2 separate regions of the Homo sapiens genome follow, and region 2 is linked to region 1. Evidence: chromatin loops called from intact Hi-C (ENCODE). Cell type or tissue: heart left ventricle. All regions are shown on one strand. Links, peaks and the distances in the headings refer to the core of each region. The heading gives the core; the rest is flanking DNA. Region 1 overlaps LINC01768 (long intergenic non-protein coding RNA 1768). Region 2 overlaps LINC01768 (long intergenic non-protein coding RNA 1768).

What was found. A loop is a pair of places that touch in the nucleus more often than their neighbours do. Peaks named below come from ENCODE experiments on the same cell type or tissue, not always from the same donor. Only the 100,000 strongest peaks of a DNase experiment are listed, where the experiment ranks them.
Region 2: it touches region 1 in a loop (2.3-fold over the local background); 8 of 110 quality-filtered maps call a loop at or near these places.

Annotation. Positions count from the first base shown.
Region 1 is chr1:109,891,111-109,900,516 of GRCh38, forward strand. All of the region lies in intron 4 of LINC01768 (long intergenic non-protein coding RNA 1768), which reads left to right. Among named protein-coding and RNA genes, the nearest start is that of CSF1, 15 kb to the right of the region's middle. In heart left ventricle, for the core only: no CTCF peak of the experiment used is centred there; a DNase peak (open chromatin) is centred at 5,091; H3K27ac peaks cover 1,333 bases.
Region 2 is chr1:109,841,994-109,851,399 of GRCh38, forward strand. All of the region lies in intron 4 of LINC01768 (long intergenic non-protein coding RNA 1768), which reads left to right. Among named protein-coding and RNA genes, the nearest start is that of LINC01768, 19 kb to the left of the region's middle. In heart left ventricle, for the core only: no CTCF peak of the experiment used is centred there; no DNase peak of the experiment used is centred there.

The DNA.
Region 1 (9,406 bases), core at 931-8,930:
GAACAAAGACGACACTCCTTGCTTAGCACGATACCAAGACTCCTCCTCGCCTGACCACCTACATCTCCTCCCTCCATGTCCTATGCGCCAGTCCCTGTGGGCTTTTGTATGTTAGCTGTAACAAAGCATGTACTTTCCTGACTCATGCTCTCCTCCTGTTTCTCTGGCTGGCAAGAGCCTGTGCATCCCATAGGGCTTAGCCGCAATCACACCTTCTCTTTGGTGCCTTTTTTATCCTCATAGTTCAAAATTAATCAGCCCTTTCTCTACAACAAAGCCAGCATGTTGTCAAATCTCTATTTAGCATATATTGTCAGCCTTGTATTGCAGTCAACTGTTTAGAAATCGTTCATGTAACACTTATCTATAAATATGTTTAGTTGTGTGAGACGCTGAGGACACAAAGACAGAAGGCCAGTCCCTGCCTTCAGAGTGTTCATGTTTTGGTGATGGGGGAATGGGAGTTTCTGCTAGGCTGCCAGGCAATGGCACAGCTTAGTGGTATATGCTGTGATGCTTGAAGGACGTCTACCCAGACGAGGGTCAGGGAAGACTTCCTGTGGGAAGATGACATCTCAGCTGAGGCTGGAGGGAGGAGCTGCCTGGCTTTTCAGGTAATTCCACCATGTAGTAGAATTACCAGTTTATATGTCTCTCTCCCCAGCTACAATCTAAATTTCTGAAGTTCAGAGAAATGTTTTACTTATCGCTGAGTCCCCACACCTCATTCCAGAGGCTGGCACATCTTAAACCACAGTGATGATTGTTAGGATGGGCCTCTAGACTCCTGGAAGGCAGGAGCTCTGTCTTCTCCATTCTTTTATTCTTCTCTCTTCCAGTGCCTTGTAGCGAAGCCTTGGCAGATTGGGTGTTTTCTGAAATGAGTTACAAGAGAGCTTCCCGGAAGTAGCAGGTGCTCTGGGGACACATGAGCAAACAGTTGGCCTGGGATGTGTCTCAGACTAGACAAGTGCACACAACTCATGTGACTGCTGTCTAGACCCCAGATGCCAGCAAGCTGATGCTCATCCCAGCTGGGCTCCCTGAGGCTGGCTGACCGAACAAGACCTCCCAGCTTTGGCCTGTTGTCCATCATTCTTTCCTACACGCTGCCAGGAAACGGACAGGGAAGGGGCACTTCCAGCAAGCAGAGACAGGGCCAAGAACTCCAGGGACCAGGCTGGAGTGACTTACCGGGACAGCGTGGGGGCACACTGAGATGCACCAGCAGAATGCCTCCTGCCCGGGCTAGAGATTGGACCCCAGCATGGTTTTGGAGGCTGTAGATTCAGCAGTTGTGGTGTCACGAGTCACTCATCTCAAATAAAGGACAGGGGGAACTCAGTGTGAGCCCCAAACAAGAAGCTCACAGGCAGCTTCTGAGCCCTGGGGAGAAATTGTTTGCTCCTGGGCTGGGTGGTAAGGGGGGGTTCTCCAGTGGACCCTCCTTCCTCCACCTACTTGCCACCAATTTGTATTGGGGAGGGGTTGGTATGCAGAGGGTGAAGACAGTATCATAAAAGCAGGAAAGTGTCCTGAATTCCAGGGCTGAGGAAACTCCCCCTGGGGCTCTATAGTTCCTACCAGGAAGTGGGGAATTCCCAGCAGCTTGCAGTGGGTGGTGGGGAGGTGGAGAGGGAGAAGTTTCCAGAGGGTCAGGGCTTCCTTAGGAAGGGCCCTCCCATCCTGAGGCAAATCTCTGCTCATCCCCTGAAGGTAGAAGTGGGCTTTGGGATCCAAGGTGCCCTTTAGCTTGGGATGTAGGGCATGTAATTCTTACTCAAAGGACAGCCTCTCTCCTCAGGCCTCGGCAAGGAGCCAAGACAGACGCCCTCTCCTCCAGCAGCCGGCTCCTTGGGGCTCCTCCTCCTCCTCTCCTCCCAGCGCTCCTCGCTGGACTTCTTTATTCCCCACATTGTCTTCTCATCTCCCTACTGAAACTAGGAGAAGGTGGAGGGAGGGCCTAGATTGTTCCTCTCTGAAAGGGTCCCCCAGTTGGGTAAGAAGAGCTGGTCTGTGGTCACGGCCTACAATCCAGTAAGCTCGGGCTCTGCCTGTGGCCAAGTTACTCAGCTACTCCAAGTCCAGGCTTGCTCCTCTGTAAAATGGGGATGCCCCTTTGCAAAGCTGTTGTGCTGAGCCATTGCATGTCAGACTCCTTGCGAATTCGCTTTAGAGATTGTTGTTCATTAGTCGAACATCCATTCAGCACATTTATTGTGTGCTCAGTGTGTGCTATGTGCTGTTCTGTGGGCTGTTCTGTGGGCTAAGAATGTAGAGTGAACAAAGCAGACAAAACCCCTGTCCTCCTGGAGCTCACACTTTAGTGGGGAAGATGAACAAGAAGGAAGCCAGCAAATACACAAACATGTAATACATAATAAATATAATTGCCTTCCACGCAAAAAATAAGGAAAAGTGACAAAGGGTGGAGAGTTCTATCTTAGGATGCTCAGCAAGAGCCTCTCTGAGGAGGTGACATTTGAACAGAGGCTTGAATGTGGTGAAGGGGAGGGCCAGGTGACAATATCCAGGAGGGCCTTCCAGGAAGAGTGAGCAGCACCAGCCAGTGCTCTGAGGCAGGGAGCAGCTTGCTTAGGGACCAGCAAGGAGTCGAGGGGTAGTAGTGGAGTGAGCAGGACACAGTTCCGGGGAGAAGAAGTCAGAGGACAAGGTAAGGCCAGGTCCCCTAGGGCCTTGTTTGTCACTTTAGGGAGTTTGCATTTTATTCTAAGTAATGGTTTTGAACAAGGGAGTGACATGATCTGATTTATGCTTTTAAAATATTACTCTGCATGGAGAATTTGCTGGCAAAGCGGGGCCAGCAGAGCAGTTAAAGAGGCTGTGGTCATTATTCACCACAGCGCTCCCCGTCTTCCATCTCTCCTCAGCCAAACTCCTCTTTTCCTCCCCACTGTGCCTGGAGTCTGTCTGCACACTCTGGAAGCTGCAGTGGCCTACCCCAGGGGGCTTTGGCAGCCTCCAGCTCTCTGAGGCTTGCAATGTTCTTGGTCCGCTCCTCCTGTCAGGAATCTCCACTCCCTGGTACCTCGGTGCTGCACCACACAACCTAAAGCACCCATCTGAGGCACAAAGCGCAGCACTTGTATAAGGTCCACTCTCTGACCATCCCTTCTTTCCTCCTCTGAGGGTTCCTCTCCTCTACCTGAGGCAGAGGTGTTGCAGACCTCGGGTTCTCTTCCAGGCCCCTTCTCTTCCCACTCTGACTGAAGTTCTGCTGTCACCCCCACCATCCCGTTCCCTGCCACAAGTGCAGCTATGGTGCTTCCTGGTGAGTCAGATGCTCCCGGTTGCATCCCATCACCAGTGTCTACTAGATGTCCACACTGGGCATGCCTCAGGTACCTCCAAAGTGAAGGCAAAGCAGGCAGACTAAACCCCTCCCCTGAGGGAGGTCTCATTCTAGTGATGGAGATAGAGAAACACATGCACAACCTACAACATATCAGTCGGGGAGTGATAAATGCCAAGATGAAAATTAAAGCAAGGGAAGCACATTGAGAGTGATGGCGGTCAGGGTCCACTCTAGACAGAAACTTGGATTATTTGGATGCACAAGCCATGTGAGTGTCAGGGGACACAGTGTTTCAGGCAGAGGAAAGAGCAAGTGCAATGGCCCCAGGTGGGAAATGAGATGTAAAGAAGGCGAATGTGGCTGGAGGCTAAGGGGGAACACGACTCACGCCACCATGACCTTGGCCCAGACTGTATAAACCGTTCCCATGTAAAGTCTCCCCACCTGCAGCTCACCCTCCTCCAATCTGTGGTCCCCACTCCAGTCACTCTGGACTTTCCAAGATGCAAATTTGCACACTGTGAACCTCTGCTATAAACCATTCACTGGCTTCTCCTGGCTCTTACGATAAAGACCAAACTGTGAGGGACCACTGGGCCACTCCCCGCCTCTTCTCACCACCCACCTCACACCTTCTACTCCAAATTTTATGACCAGCTTTCAGTTCCTAGAATGCACTGACTCTTGACTGAGGTCTTCCTACTTTCTGGTTCCTCTGGTCCACACATTTTTGCTGCCAGCTTCCAGCCCTTATTCCCTTACCCACCTACCTCCTACTCACTCCCCAGGAAATCAGCAGGGGTGTGACCTCCACCAGCCACCTTCTGTGATCTCGAGGTGGGTGAGGTGTCCCTCCCAGGTGCTACATTGCAAGTGCCTGAGTATGTCTCTGTACCTTCTGCAAGCCTGACAGGCCCATGAGTGCTTGTCTAGCTCATTGGAGGTGGAAACTTCAGCTCATAGCACTGGACTCGGCACACAGAAGGTGCTCATTAAATATTTTTTGGATAGATGGAAGGGTGATGTGGGATTGGAAATGGGAATGGTGCATCTGGAAAGGAAAAGGCATTCCAAGGAGGGGGATGATGGAGAAGGGCATGGCGAAGGCAGAAGTGTGGAGACGGCTGTGTGTGCTGTGTCACATGCAGGAGCAAAAGAGGCCAGCCTGGTGGAGCAGAAGGCATGAAGGAGCAGGGGGTGAGGAGGTCGAAGAGGAGGTTGGGGCCAAGTGAGGGCATTTGGACTTCATTCTGGAGGCAACAAAGAGCCTCTGAAGATTATAATCAAGATGTGACATGGTCACAGCTGTGTTTAAGGACATCAATCTGGTGTGACCTGCAGGTGAAACTGCAGGACAGGGAGGAGTTAGGGGAGGGATTTGGAGGCCACCTCCACTTTTGGGGGTCAGCAGGCAGACTATTCTGAGCCCCTTCTTCAGCAGGAAGACCCTGGTCTAGCCACAAGCCTCGGTGACCCTGGACAGTGAGCCTCCCCTCCTGGTGTTCCTCCTCCCCTCGGCAGAGGCAGATTGCCCTTCCTGGTGACTCACCCCAGAAGGGTCAGCTCTAAGCAGAAAGTCATTGTTGACAGGAAGAGGGGTCAGACTTTCCCTTTTCCGGCCAGCTTCCTGGGTACCAAAATAGCAACGCGGCACAACAAAGAGTTGGGGCGGTGGAGGCCTCCCAAATGGGCTGGAGGACACACCGACCCCACCCCATGCTGCCCACCCGCCTGTGGGATCCACCATGCCACATGACAGCCAGCCTGACAGCACCAGTCGCTGGTGAGTCTGGTAGCCCTGGAAACCCTCTCACAGCCAGCCGAGATGTGAGGGACACAGAGAGAGGAGGTGCCATTTCAGACCCCTATGCCTGGCACGTTGGGGTGAGAAGGACACACCAGTCAGAGCTGGTTCTGAGGCTCGCATCCGGAGGGAGATCCTGGAACCAGGGCTGAGGCTCGCATCCTGAGGGACATGCTGGAACCAGGGGGCATCCGAGTTGGGGACACAGTCTGGGAAGGTGTCTAAAGGAAGTGAGAATTGAAGGAGGGACAGAGCGCTACCCAGAAGGGCATAACTAGAGGCTGGGACCAGGTCAGGAAACATGTCCCTCAGGTGTAGAAGCTGCAAGTGAGAAACCAACGTGGTAGGAACCTCAGCAGGCTGGCTCCAGCTCCAGAAGCTGTTGGAGTTGAGGATTTGTTCTCTGTAGAGGAGCAACATCACCTGTGTAGTCTGGTTCCTAGGCTAGGCCATCCTCTAGAATTCTGTGTGAGCCAGAATGTTCAACTAATAAGAGAAGGCTGCACATTGTGGGTGGAGAGCGGGAAAGAGAGGGGGCTTGCAGCATCTGCAGGGGCCAGAAACTACATGCACAGAGAAGCTTTCTCAATCGGAAAAGAGCTTAGGAAACATTGAACTGGAGAACAACGGAAGCAAACCTGTGTCCGGGAGTGGCTCCAGTGAAACCCACCTCTTTCTCTGTGTATGGAATTCCAAACACCCGTTGTACAGGAGGAAGCAGCTACAGATCGTCCTACTCACCAGCTGGGTGGCACCACCGGCTTTAAGTAATGGGTAAACTGGCTCAAGCAAGCCTGGGACTCAGAGACAGATGTGCGAAGCAGAGATGTTGCCATGCCTAGGCTGAGGGCTTTCAGCCAATCGGTGAGGGGAATGGAGGAGAAAGGAGAGAGGGGTGTTGGGTTGAGGGCCGGGATGTTAAGAAAAGGATTGTATCCTGGGAGATGGGCTAAGGATCAAGAGGATGAGGAGAAACACCCCCTCCCACAGCCTCTGCAGCACCCAGAGTTGCAAGATCCAAAGAGATGTTCCTTTCTGTCCTCTCTTTGCTGTCCCCCTCCCCTCCTGGCCCTCCCAGCATTGCAGACCCTTGCCTCTGGTTTGCAGCTGGGCTAAGGGCAAAAGCAGAAGCAAGAGCCTGAGCTGCTTTTTCCTGCCTGGATTTCTGTTCTTGCAGTTGCCACAGAGCTGGCTCCTTCTCATCATGCTAGTCTTGGCTTAAACGTTACATCCTCCAAGAGGCCTTTGCTGGCCACCGCAGTGACGTATTCCACCCTGACATCACTATCACAGTCCCTGCTTTAGTTTTAAGACAGCACTTACCACGAACTGGTATTTTCTCTCGTTTCCTTGTTTATTTTTGTCTCTGCCATCTAGAATGGAAGCTCCCCGAGAGCAGGAACCTTGTCTGTGTTGTTCATGGCTATATCCCCAGCACTCAGAACAGGGCCTGGCACAGAGTAGGTGCTCAAATATTTAGTTGATTCATGATGAATAATAATTGCTAACATTGGTTGAGTGTTACTACATGACAAGTACTTATTTCACATATTAACTCATGGGCCAGTGAGCTATAGGCCTCTGGGCAAATCCAGCTCCCTGCTTGTTTTTATAAATACATTTTATTGGAACACATGCCTATCATGTACATATTGTCTATGGCCGCTTTCATGATACAATGGCAGAGTGGAGTAGTTGTGACAGAGCCTGAGGCCTCCTAGAAGTGCTAGAAGCTTTTCCTTACCCCTCCAACACTCTGCCACTCACACTTACCACACCGAGCCAGTCTCCCCTCTCCACTTTGCTTTTGCTGCTCCCTCTGCCTGGGACCCCCTTCCCTGCCCCACCCTTCTCTCTTTTCCTTGGCTCACCTGTCATCGGCCTGAAAGCTGCACCTGATCCTGGACCTTCTCTTGGAGGCTCCCAGAGCAACCTGGGCTTCTTTCTCCGCAGCACTAACTATGGGATGCCATCACTGGCTGCTTACCAGGCTCACTCACCCCTTCCAGCTCTGCTGGACTGTGAGCTCATTGACAGTAGACTATCTTCTACTTTGGAAATCCCAGCACTTAACCTTGAGCCAGGCACATAGTAAATATTAAGTAAAGATTTATCAGCCGGGCACAGTGGCTCACACCTGTAATCCCAGCATTTTGGGAGGTCGAGTTGGGTGGATCACTTGAGGTCAGGAGTTCAAGACCAGCCTGGCCAAAATGGTGAAACCCCATCTCTACTAAAAATACAAAAATTAGCCGGGCATGATGGTGGGCGCCTGTAGTCCCAGCTACCTGGGAGGCTGAGGTGGGAGAATCACTTGAACCTGGGAGGCGGAGGTTGCAGTGAGCCAAGATCGTGCCACTATGCTCCAGCCTGGGTGACAGAGCAAGAGATCAAGACTTTGTCTTAAAAAAAAAAAAGATTTATCCCGTGGATGGCTATCCGATTTTTGTCAGACATGGGATGAATAATGGCAGATTCTAAAAATATTTACTATCTGGCCCTTTACAGAAAAGATCTGTAGACCCCTGTAGTAACTCAGTTAATCCTCATCAGTACAATTAAGGTCAGTGCTGTTACTATCTCCATTTTACAGATAAGGCAACTGAAGCACAGAGGCACAGAAGGCTTGTCCAAGGTTGCATAGCTAGTAAGTACAGAGGCTGGAGTTGAATCCAGGCAGTCTTGCTCCAGCCCATGTTACTAATCATTCCCTTTCTAAGAATGTTACCTGCTTCATTCCCTTTCTAAGAATGATCAGGAGGTGGTGGGTGGGGTGGGAGGGATAGGCTGGCCAACGTCATCATGGGAGCAGCACAGCAGGAAGGAGAGCTGGAAGTCCAGCAGAGCCCTGATGACCCAGGGCTATTGTTTTTGAGGCTTGGCCTGATTCTGGGACCCAGAGCTCTCAAATTCTGTTTCCTAGAGCCGGAGTCCTACCCATAAACATACATAAACACCCCCAACCTTCCCAATCTGAAGATTGAGTGTAGAATATTCCCCACTTAGGACTTGAGGTCTCAACATTTTCCTTAAACTTTGACCCCTGCTATGAGTTGTCTACATGAGAATTGTCTTAGTCTGTTTTCTGCTGCTATAACAGAATACTCGAGACTGGGTAATTTATAAAGAAAATAAATTTATTTCCCCAGTTCTGGAAGCAGGGAAGTCCAAGGGCATGGCCCCAGCATCTGCATGGCATCTGGTGAGGGCCTTCTTGCTGCGTTATAACAGAGTAGAAGGGCAAGCAAGCATGTGAGACACAGAGAGAGAAGCATCAGGGGCCAGACTCAATGGATAACAGCACACTTTCATGATAACATTAATCCATCCATGAGGACTTCCCATCATGGCCCAATCACTTTTTAGTAGGCCCCACCTCCCAGCATGGTCATATTGGGGATTAAGTTTCCAACACATGAACTTTTGGGGGATGTGTTAAAACCATAGCAAGAACAAGGATCCAGTAGTCTCTGATTTAACACAATTTAGGTTAATTTAAGGTTGAATACACTGTTATTTAAAAAGATGACGGGTGAGGTGGCTCATGCCTGTAAACCCAGCGCTTTGGGAGTCCGAGGCAGGTGGATCACCTGAGGTCAGGAGTTCAAGACCAGCCTGGCCAACATTGTGAAACCCCATCTCTACTAAAGGTACAAAAATTAGCTGGGCGTGGTGGCTAAAGCCTGTAGTCCCAGCAATTCAGGAGGCTGAGGCAGGAGAATTGCTTGAACCCAAGAGGCGGAGGTTGCAGTGAGCTGAGATCGTGCCACTGCATGCGAAACTCCATCTCAAAAAAAAGAAATTTTTTTTTTGTAGTTCCACAAAAGAATGATCTGGCTTCTATGGGCTTCACAGTTTAAACATGTTCAAGAACTTCCCATTCTTCTGATGTTGAAATTTGGATGCAGTCCAACTCAGAGGTTAAAACACACACACACACACACACACACACACACACACACACACGACAAGAAGTAAATCCTCTAGAATCAGAAGAAAAATTGCAGCCTTGAAAATCACAGCTTTACTCATGAGGCCGCCTAGAAGTGCTAGAAGCTTCTTCTTACTTATAAGAAATGAAAAAAAAAAAAGGGGGCAGGTGTCGAGGAGGATGGGAGGATGGGACAAGCTGCTGGAAGGTGTAGTGAGCGCTGAACAGGTCAGCCCCATCCTGGTGCAGAGGCCTGGTCTGAGACGCTCCGCCGTGGAGGCATGTCCTGGAAAGTGTATGCTGGTGAGGAGCAGTGGAAAGGCTTCCCTACTCCTAATCTTCTGGACTTTGGAGG
Region 2 (9,406 bases), core at 1,322-9,321, 49 kb before region 1:
AGCAGCACATCAAAAAGCTTATCCACCATGATCAAGTGGGCTTCATCCCTGGGATGCAAGGCTGGTTCAATATATGCAAATCAATAAATGTAATCCAGCATATAAACGGAACCAAAGACAAAAAACACATGATTATCTCAATAGATGCAGAAAAGGCCTTTGACAAAATTCAACAACACTTCATGCTAAAAACTCTCAATAAATTAGGTATTCATGGGACGTATCTCAAAATAATAAGAGCTATCTATGACAAACCCACAGCCAATATCATACTGAATGGGCAAAAACTGAAAGCATTCCCTTTGAAAAATGGCACAAGACAGGGATGCCCTCTCTCACCACTCCTATTCAACATAGTGTTGGAAGTTCTGGCCAGGGCAATCAGGCAGGAGAAAGAAATAAAGGGTATTCAATTAGGAAAAGAGGAAGTCAAATTGTCCCTGTTTGCAGACGACATGATTGTATATCTAGAAAACCCCATTGTCTCAGCCCAAAATCTCCTTAAGCTGATAAGCAACTTCAGCAAAGTCTCAGGATACAAAATCAATGTACAAAAATCACAAGCATTCTTATACACCAACAACAGACAAACAGAGAGCCAAATCATGAGTGAACTCCCATTCACAATTGCTTCAAAGAGAATAAAATACCTAGGAATCCAACTTACAAGGGATGTGAAGGACCTCTTCAAGGAGAACTACAAACCACTGCTCAAGGAAATAAAAGAGGATACAAACAAATGGAAGAACATTCCATGCTCATGGGTAGGAAGAATCAATATCGTGAAAATGGCCGTATTGCCCAAGGTAATTTACAGATTCAGTGCCATCCCCATCAAGCTACCAATGACTTTCTTCACAGAATTGGAAAAAACTACTTTAAAGTTCATATGGAACCAAAAAAGAGCCCGCATCACCAAGTCAATCCTGAGCCAAAAGAACAAAGCTGGAGGCATCACACTACCTGACTTCAAACTATACTACAAGGCTACAGTAACCAAAACAGCATGGTACTGGTACCAAAACAGAGATATAGATCAATGGAACAGAACAGAGCCCTCAGAAATAACACCGCATATCTACAACTATCTGATCTTTGACAAACCTGAGAAAAACAAGCAATGGGGAAAGGATTCCCTATTTAATAAATGGTGCTGGGAAAACTGGCTCACCATATGTAGAAAGCTGAAACTGGATCCCTTCCTTACACCTTATACAAAAATCAATTCAAGATGGATTAAAGACTTAAACATTAGACCTAAAACCATAAAAACCCTAGAAGAAAACCTAGGCATTACCATTCAGGACATAGGCATGGGCAAGGACTTCATGTCTAAAACACCAAAAGCAATGGCAACAAAAGCCAAAATTGACAAATGGGATCTAATTAAACTAAAGAGCTTCTGCACAGCAAAAGAAACTACCATCAGAGTGAACAGACAACCTACAAAATGGGAGAAAATTTTCGCAACCTACTCATCTGACAAAGGGCTAATATCCAGAATCTACAATGAACTCAAACAAATTTACAAGAAAAAAACAAACAACCCCATCAAAAAGTGGGCAAAGGACATGAACAGACACTTCTCAAAAGAAGACATTTATGCAGCCAAAAAACACATGAAAAAATGCTCACCATCACTGGCCATCAGAGAAATGCAAATCAAAACTACAATGAGATACCATTTCACACCAGTTAGAATGGCAATCATTAAAAAGTCAGGAAACAACAGGTGCTGGAGAGGATGTGGAGAAATAGGAACACTTTTACACTGTTGGTGGGACTGTAAACTAGTTCAACCATTGTGGAAGTCAGTGTGGCGATTCCTCAGGGATCTAGAACTAGAAATACCATTTGACCCAGCCATCCCATTACTGGGTATATACCCAAAGGACTATAAATCATGCTGCTATAAAGACACATGCACACGTATGTTTATTGCAGCATTATTCACAATAAGAAAGACTTGGAACCAACCCAAATGTCCAACAATGATAGACTGGATTAAGAAAATGTGGCACATATACACCCTGGAATACCATGCAGCCATAAAAAATGATGAGTTCATGTCCTTTGTAGGGACATGGATGAAATTGGAAATCATCATTCTCAGTAAACTGTCGCAAGAACAAAAAACCAAACACCGCATATTCTCACTCATAGGTGGGAATTGAACAATGAAAACACATGGACACAGGAAGGGGAACATCACACTCTGGGGACTGTTGTGGGGTGGGGGGAGGGGGGAGGGATAGCATTGGGAGATATACCTAATGCTAGATGATGAGTTAGTGGGTGCAGCGCACCAGCATGGCACACGTATACATATGTAACTAACCTGCACATTGTGCACATGTACCCTAAAACTTAAAGTATAATAAATAAATAAATTAATTAATTAAAAAATAAAAAATAAAAAAATTCTAGTTTTCAGACACTAAATTGATTTCATTATCCAATGGGTTGTGACTTGTAGTTTGAAAAGTACTGCCCTGGGGGCACGGCACCCCAGCAGGGAAGGTTTGGTGACCTCAGCAACTGTCAGAGGTGAGTGGTGCCTTCTGGATAAACTAACACCTTGATCTGACTCTGCCCAGTCTCCTGCTCCTACATCGCATGTTCACACACAGGCCTTCCACTCCCATCCTACCCAACAACTTACTTTCCCCAACATGGCAAACCAGTTGGGATTCCAGTGTCTTTACAAATGATTCCTCTGCCAGGAATAACAAAACTTCAGTGCCATCCACCTAGAAAACACCTTGTTATTCTCCAAGTTGCAGCTCAGACATATTATCTCTACCTGGACCCACTTCCTCTTTGCTCCTCTTACCCCAAGTCCATAAAAGCAACCATTACACAGCATGGCAATCACACCGTTGCTGGTCCATCTGCCCCAGGAGATGGTGAGTTTCAGTAAGGTAGGTAAGATCTTTTGTTCATCTGTGCATCCTGGCGTTCACCAAGGGGTCAGATGCATGGTCAGTGCTCAGAGCATAAATGTAGCATAGTTCACCCCTGTTTTTATGACAACTGGAATCCTTCCTGTCTGCTACACTAGACAAAGAGCTAGGCAAAAAGCCCTCCAAGTAGAATCCTGCCCTTCCCACATCCTTGGCTTGGGGGGTGGGTTCCCCTTCCCTTGTATTTCTGGGCCATTTTACCCAGTATGGTGGGTTAACATGGTGACTCCTGTTTCCTGGCTGCTTATGTGTCTCTCATTCCTTGCATCCTCCACCTTGGTACTGATGGACTTCTCTTTCTGTTTCCTACTGATATCTGGGGCCACGGGGTAAAATTTCCCAGCTTCTTTGATATGGGAAATCCTTATTTTGTACTGTGCCTTACAGATGGCAATTAGTTTCTAATCATGTTGCTTAAAAGAGGATCTCCCTTTTTTCCCCGTTCCTATCTGACCTAATTTTTTAATGTCTAGCTAGATCCAGGATACAATCCATTTATGACACATAATATTGTGTTAATCCTGTTGCTTTCTCTCCCTTTCCCTCAAGCCCTTGACCATTTAGCAGTATTAAAACATAAAAGGTCAAATTGCCTCCGACTTGAGGTGAGCAGCATAAAGAAATCAAGGGAGACAAACAGACTAAAACACATCGTTGACATGACTTAGAAAGGCACAGCAAAGTAGATGGAACTAAGCCCCATCTGGCCAAGTTTCCCACAAATTAGAGGTAAACTATATCTCATTACCATTAGCTACTTTCAAGCTGAATTGGGACTGACTTTGTGTTTCTGCCTCAGTAACGATGCAGTGTAGTACAGCACTTAGGAGCAAGGGCTCTGGGAATGCAATGTGTGAGTTCGTGCACTGGCTCTACTATTTACCAGCTGTGTGATCTTGGGCAAGTTACTTAACTTCTCTGTGTTCCTAGTTTCTTTCTGTAAAATGGAAATTGTATTTGTACACAACCCATAGGTCTGTTATAAGGATTAAACAAGTTAACATAAAAAGGGCATATAACACTGTGCTGACCTAAAGTGAGTGCTCAATAAATTTTAGCTATGATTAACTATTTCTGAGGACCTACTCTTCACGTATTCATTAAAGCTATAGATCCAAGGAACAATGAAGCAGGAATTGATTTCTCATACCAAGCCTGTACCAGACCTTGCCTTTCTGTAGACACTTAATACCTCATTTAATTTTTATAGTAACTCAATGAGATACATTCTGTTACCCCCATCTTATAGCAGAATTAAGCTCAGAAATGTTAGGTAAAAAGAGAAAAAGAAATCAAAGAACACTACTGTTCAAAGTAGGGCAAAATGACTGATGATTTAAGGTTTTGTTGACAGTTTCTCTCAGCCGAGATCAAAGCGCTAATCAGTAGGAGGTGATGCTTGATTGCCCATCTAAGGATGGGAAAAAGCTGGCTGGAGCTGGTTCCTGAAACACACTCCCAAGTATCTGAGGAGAGCAAAAATCACCCAGTGATCATTGAACAGGCCCCAGAGACAAAAACTCCTTATCTGAGGGATTTAGAAGGGAGCAAAGACCACCTGGTGACCATCAAACAGGCCATCCGGAGGCAAAACTCCTCATCTGGGGAAATTAGAAGTAATTAGACTTTCCTATTATATAGAGCAGACATCTGGTTCCAGATTTCTTTCCCCCACAAAATTTATACGTAACTGGAATTTATTTATTTATCTATTTATTTATTTATTTATTTTTTGAGATGGAGTCTCGCTCTGTGGCCCAGGCTGGAGTGCAATGGCGCAATCTCAGCTTACTGCAGCCCCTGCCTGCCAGGTCCCAGTTCAAGCGATTCTCCTGCCTCAGCCTCCTGAGCAGCTGGGACTACAGGCACGTGCCATTATGCCCAGCTAATTTTTGTATTTTTAGTAGAGACGAGGTTTCACCATGTTGGCCAGGCTGGTCTTGAACTCCTGACCTCGTGGTTCACCTGCCTCGGCCTCCCAAAGTGCTGGGATTGCAGGTGTGAGCCACCGAGACTGGCCCATAACTAGAATTCTTATAAATCTCTGGAATGCCATGCCAAAACTCATTGTGCAACCTAAGGCACCAAAATTCTACAAATGTAATCATGTATCATGACTTATGTGGCTGGCTAGTATGGTTCAAATTACCCTCAAGCTCCTGCCTGAAGGTCCATAAGTACCCCTAAGGAAAAATCTACCATGGCAAGTTCAGTCCTCTCCCTGAGGTGTCCTGCTGCACCCTTCTGCAGTGTTTTTTCTAATAAACTTTCCTTTTTCAAACATATCCTGTTGCTGGTAAGTTCTTTTTACCAACCCGCGAGTCTACCACTTCACAATGCCAGGGTTCTGACACCGCCCCCACAACCCCCGGCAGTATCCTCTCATTGTAGCCTTTAGGCCTCTAAAGGATTCTGGTGAGAGGGAAATTATAATGTCCCCAATTCATGGCTGGGAATCTGAGCCAAGTCAGGTGGCCAGTGAGTGACAGAGCAGTGCCAGGAACTCAAATCCTTTGATGACAGTGATCATTGACCACAGGCAGCCTCACCCAGCTCGCTGCTCCAATGGCACTGACAATTCAGACCCATGCTCAAGCCTTGGTGATTTGTTGAGGAAGAAAATTCCCATGCACCAGTGACATGCTCAGCCAAGAAAGCTCCACACTTGGACTCCCACACACGCGCCCACCCTGTCAGAGCATCTGGGTCAGGAGGTAACAGTCAAATTACCTCTTCTCAATCCCCTTCCCCTCTGGTAAGTTTCTCCCTTGGTGGTTCTTGGTGGCCTTTCCCACCAGTGGTCCTCAGCAGGGACCACATCAGCTCATCACAGAGGTTCCCATAGTCTTGAGTTGGAAAGAGGGAGGGATTGGATATTGATCCCTCTCTTCCTAGTTGATGGAATTTTGTTGAATCTGATTTCAATTCCAAGAATTTTTCATGAGTCACATAAAATCTGAACCTGCTGTGGAAATTCAAATAACTTTTACTTATTGCCTATAAATCACTTTGAATCATGTATAGAAATTGCTAGACTGGGTGTGATGGCTCACACCTGTAATCCCAACACTTTTGGAGGCCAAAGTAGGAGGATTGCTTGAGACCAGGAGTTTGAGATCAGCCTGGGCAACATAGTAAGACCCAGTCTCTACAAAAAGTAAAAAATTAGCTGGGCATGGTGGCATGTACCTGAGGTCCCAGCTACTCGGGAGGTTGAGGCTGGAGGATCATTTGAACCCAGGAAGTTGAGACTGCAGTGAGCCATGATGGTGCCACTGCACTCCAACCTAAGTGAGAGAGCAAGACTCTGTCTCCAAAAAAAAAAAAAAAAAAGAAGAAATTTCTTTCTCAGTTGGATGAGTTTTAAATGGAAATCTAAATTTCCTTGGCTTAAGTCTGGGTTTCATCCACTGACAGCTTCATTGTTTTGTTACCTCTACCCCTCCACCATCCATTAGACCATAGCTAATTTTTTTTTTTTTTTTGAGACAGAGTCTCACTCTGTCGCCCATGCTGGAGTGCAGTGGCATGATCTTGGCTCACTGCAACCTCCTCTTCCCTGGGTTCAAGCAATTCTCATGCCTCAGCCTCCTGAGTAGCTGGGATTACAGGTGTGCACCACCACACCCAGCTAATTTTTTTATTTTTAGTAGAGATAGGGTTTTGCCATGTTGGCCAGGCTGGTCTTGAACTCCTGGCCTCAAATGATCTGCCTGCCTCGGCCTTCCAAAGTGCTGGGATTACAGGTGTGGCCACTGGGCGCAGCAGACCATAAGTAAATTAATCAATGTTTGCTTGATGGAGAAAGTATGAATGGATGGGTGGAGGGACAGATGATGGACTGACTAATGGCAAGATGGACAAACAGATATGTGAATCTGTGAGCAGACAGATGGATAAGACCATGGTAATGACAACGTTGCCTTGTGATACACTTCTTAGCTACTTACTCATGATGATTTTATTGAACTAAATATTTGCTGGACCAGAAATCTCAATTATTGACTGACTTTGAAAGTAGAAATGTAACTAAGATCTTTACGTATGCTTTGGCTAATTGCTTTCCCTCACTGCCATTTAGTTGGCTTTGTTTTCAGTGGTGACATGAATTTCAGATGGATATCATCACTTTGAAGGATCCTGGTCAAACCTTCAGCTACAAGGACTGCCCAGACTTAAGCCATGCCAAGGATTTGACTCCTTTCCAGCTCCTAGCATGCCTCAGTACCCCCTAAGAGGTGCTGCTGTGCTTCTGCTCCCAACACAGAACTCCCAGACCAAAGACAATTTCTGTCCCTCCAGATTACCCTCTCTCTTATGACAGGTCCTTTTAAAAGAGACCTTTGAAGAGTGGACAAACTAGATGAACTGTCCTCAGGTAGGGCTGCAGGTAATGGCTCAAGTTGCTTATTAATAGAATTTGGTAGCAAACCTATTTGGATGGAAGTGTCCTCTGTGTCTGCTGCTGCCTCACCCACCTTCTCCCTTGGGCCTGCCAATGAAGTCTCTGTCCATTTTGCTCTCCATCCTGAATGCAATATCCCTAAGTCATGTGGGCCCTGGCCAGCTGCCCCTTTCTATTCCTGCTCCTGCCAGGCCCTCCCCATCCCACCTGCCTCCACCTAGCTTCTTGTTACTCAGGCCTATCTGTTTGCTCTCATCCAGCTCTGTTTGCTCTCACCCAGGCCTAGGGTACAGTTAGTTCTAACCGACAGAATGTTCTACATAGTGACAAGTTGAACTCTTCCTAGTAGTAATTCCACCTATAGAATTACCTACTCCACAGAATATGCTAATTCTATTTCCACCCTCTGGGGCAACACAGAATAAATCCATTCCATCTTCTGCAGGAAGATCGTTTAGTGTTGAAGACAACTTTGAAGATGACTAATGTATCCCCTGAGACTTCACTCTAGGCTGATAGCTCCAGTTCCAGCAGTATTTCCTCGGGGCCGTTGCTTTCCAGGCCTTCACCATTCTGGACATTTTCTGGTTTTTTATTCTTAAAATGTTTTTCAGAAGACTGAGGAACTGTCCCAGAATGGAGGCGACTAGGGAGACACGACAACTAAATGCTACATTGAAGCCTGGATTGGATTTTCTGTACCAGAAAAGGGAGATTAGTGGGACAATTAACTTAGTTTGAATAGGATCTGTAAAGTAGTTAACAGTATCAATGTCAATTTCCTGATTTTGGTAATAATGTATGGTTATGTAAGATGTTAACATTTAAGAATGCTCAGTGAAAGGCATACGGGAATTATTTTTGCAGTTTTTTGGAAATTGAATATTATTTCAAAATGAAAGGTTTTTAAGTTAAAAAATAATCTTTCAGATGTGTTGGATTTGCATGGTGTCAATTTAGCTAAGCTGGAACTACAGCTCCCAGAATTCCTTTCTCTGTATAGTGTGGAGTTGGTGTGGGCTGCAAGAGATCTGTGTGTGAAATTCTGAAGGCAGAAGTGAGGGAGTGCCCGGGCGGGGCACCAAGTGCTGCTGCAGCCCATGCAGTTTGTTGTAGGGCAATGGCTATGCCCACAGCTCCAGCCTGATCTATTTCTGCTTCTTCGAGCCCTTGGCCTGGTACATACTTAGCTCCTTGTGTGAGGAAGGGCACCATTTAGAAGGAACAGTGTGGAATCTTCAGGCTGCTCATTTTGTATTTGATAGATGCTGAGCATTTGCCCCAGTAAACATTTCAACGACCTATTTTAAAATCATTTTAATCTATTGGGAAGAAACTCAGTTGATGAGTTAGTTGATATTAGAACAGTATCAATGTGGTCTAAAATTTGGTTACCTTTTTGAGAAATCAAGTCATAATGCTATCTCCTATTAAGCTAGTGTCAACTATAAATCTCCAGAAATTTCCCCACATGAGTTGCTCTCATCTAAGTCCTTCAGTTTATTCTCACAAGTAGTTTTTTGAACCTGAAGGTTTAGCTTTACATTTTTCCCCATAAAATTTCATCTTGGGACTTTTGGTTCATCATTCTAGCTATTCTGACTAAATTGAATGTGGAATCTGTCATTTAATATATTAGTCATCCTTGCGAACTTTGCATTACTCATACATTTGATAAGAACGTATTCAGATTTTCTGGAGGTCTGTTCCAAGATGGCTGAATAGGAACAGCTCTGGTCTGCAGCTCCCAGGGTGATCAACACAGAAGACGGTGATTTCTGCGTTTCCAACTGAGGTAGCTGGTTCATCTCATTGGGACTGGTTGGACAGTGGGTGCAGCTCATGGAGGGTGAGCTGAAGCAGGGCAGGGCATCACCTCACCCAGGAAGCACAAGGGGTCAGAGGATTTCCCTTTCCTAGCCAAGGGAAGCCGTGACAGACTGTACCTGGAAAATCGGGACACTCCCTCCCAAAGACTGCACTTTTCCAATGGTCTTAGCAAATGGCACACCAGGAGATCATATCCCATGACTGGCTC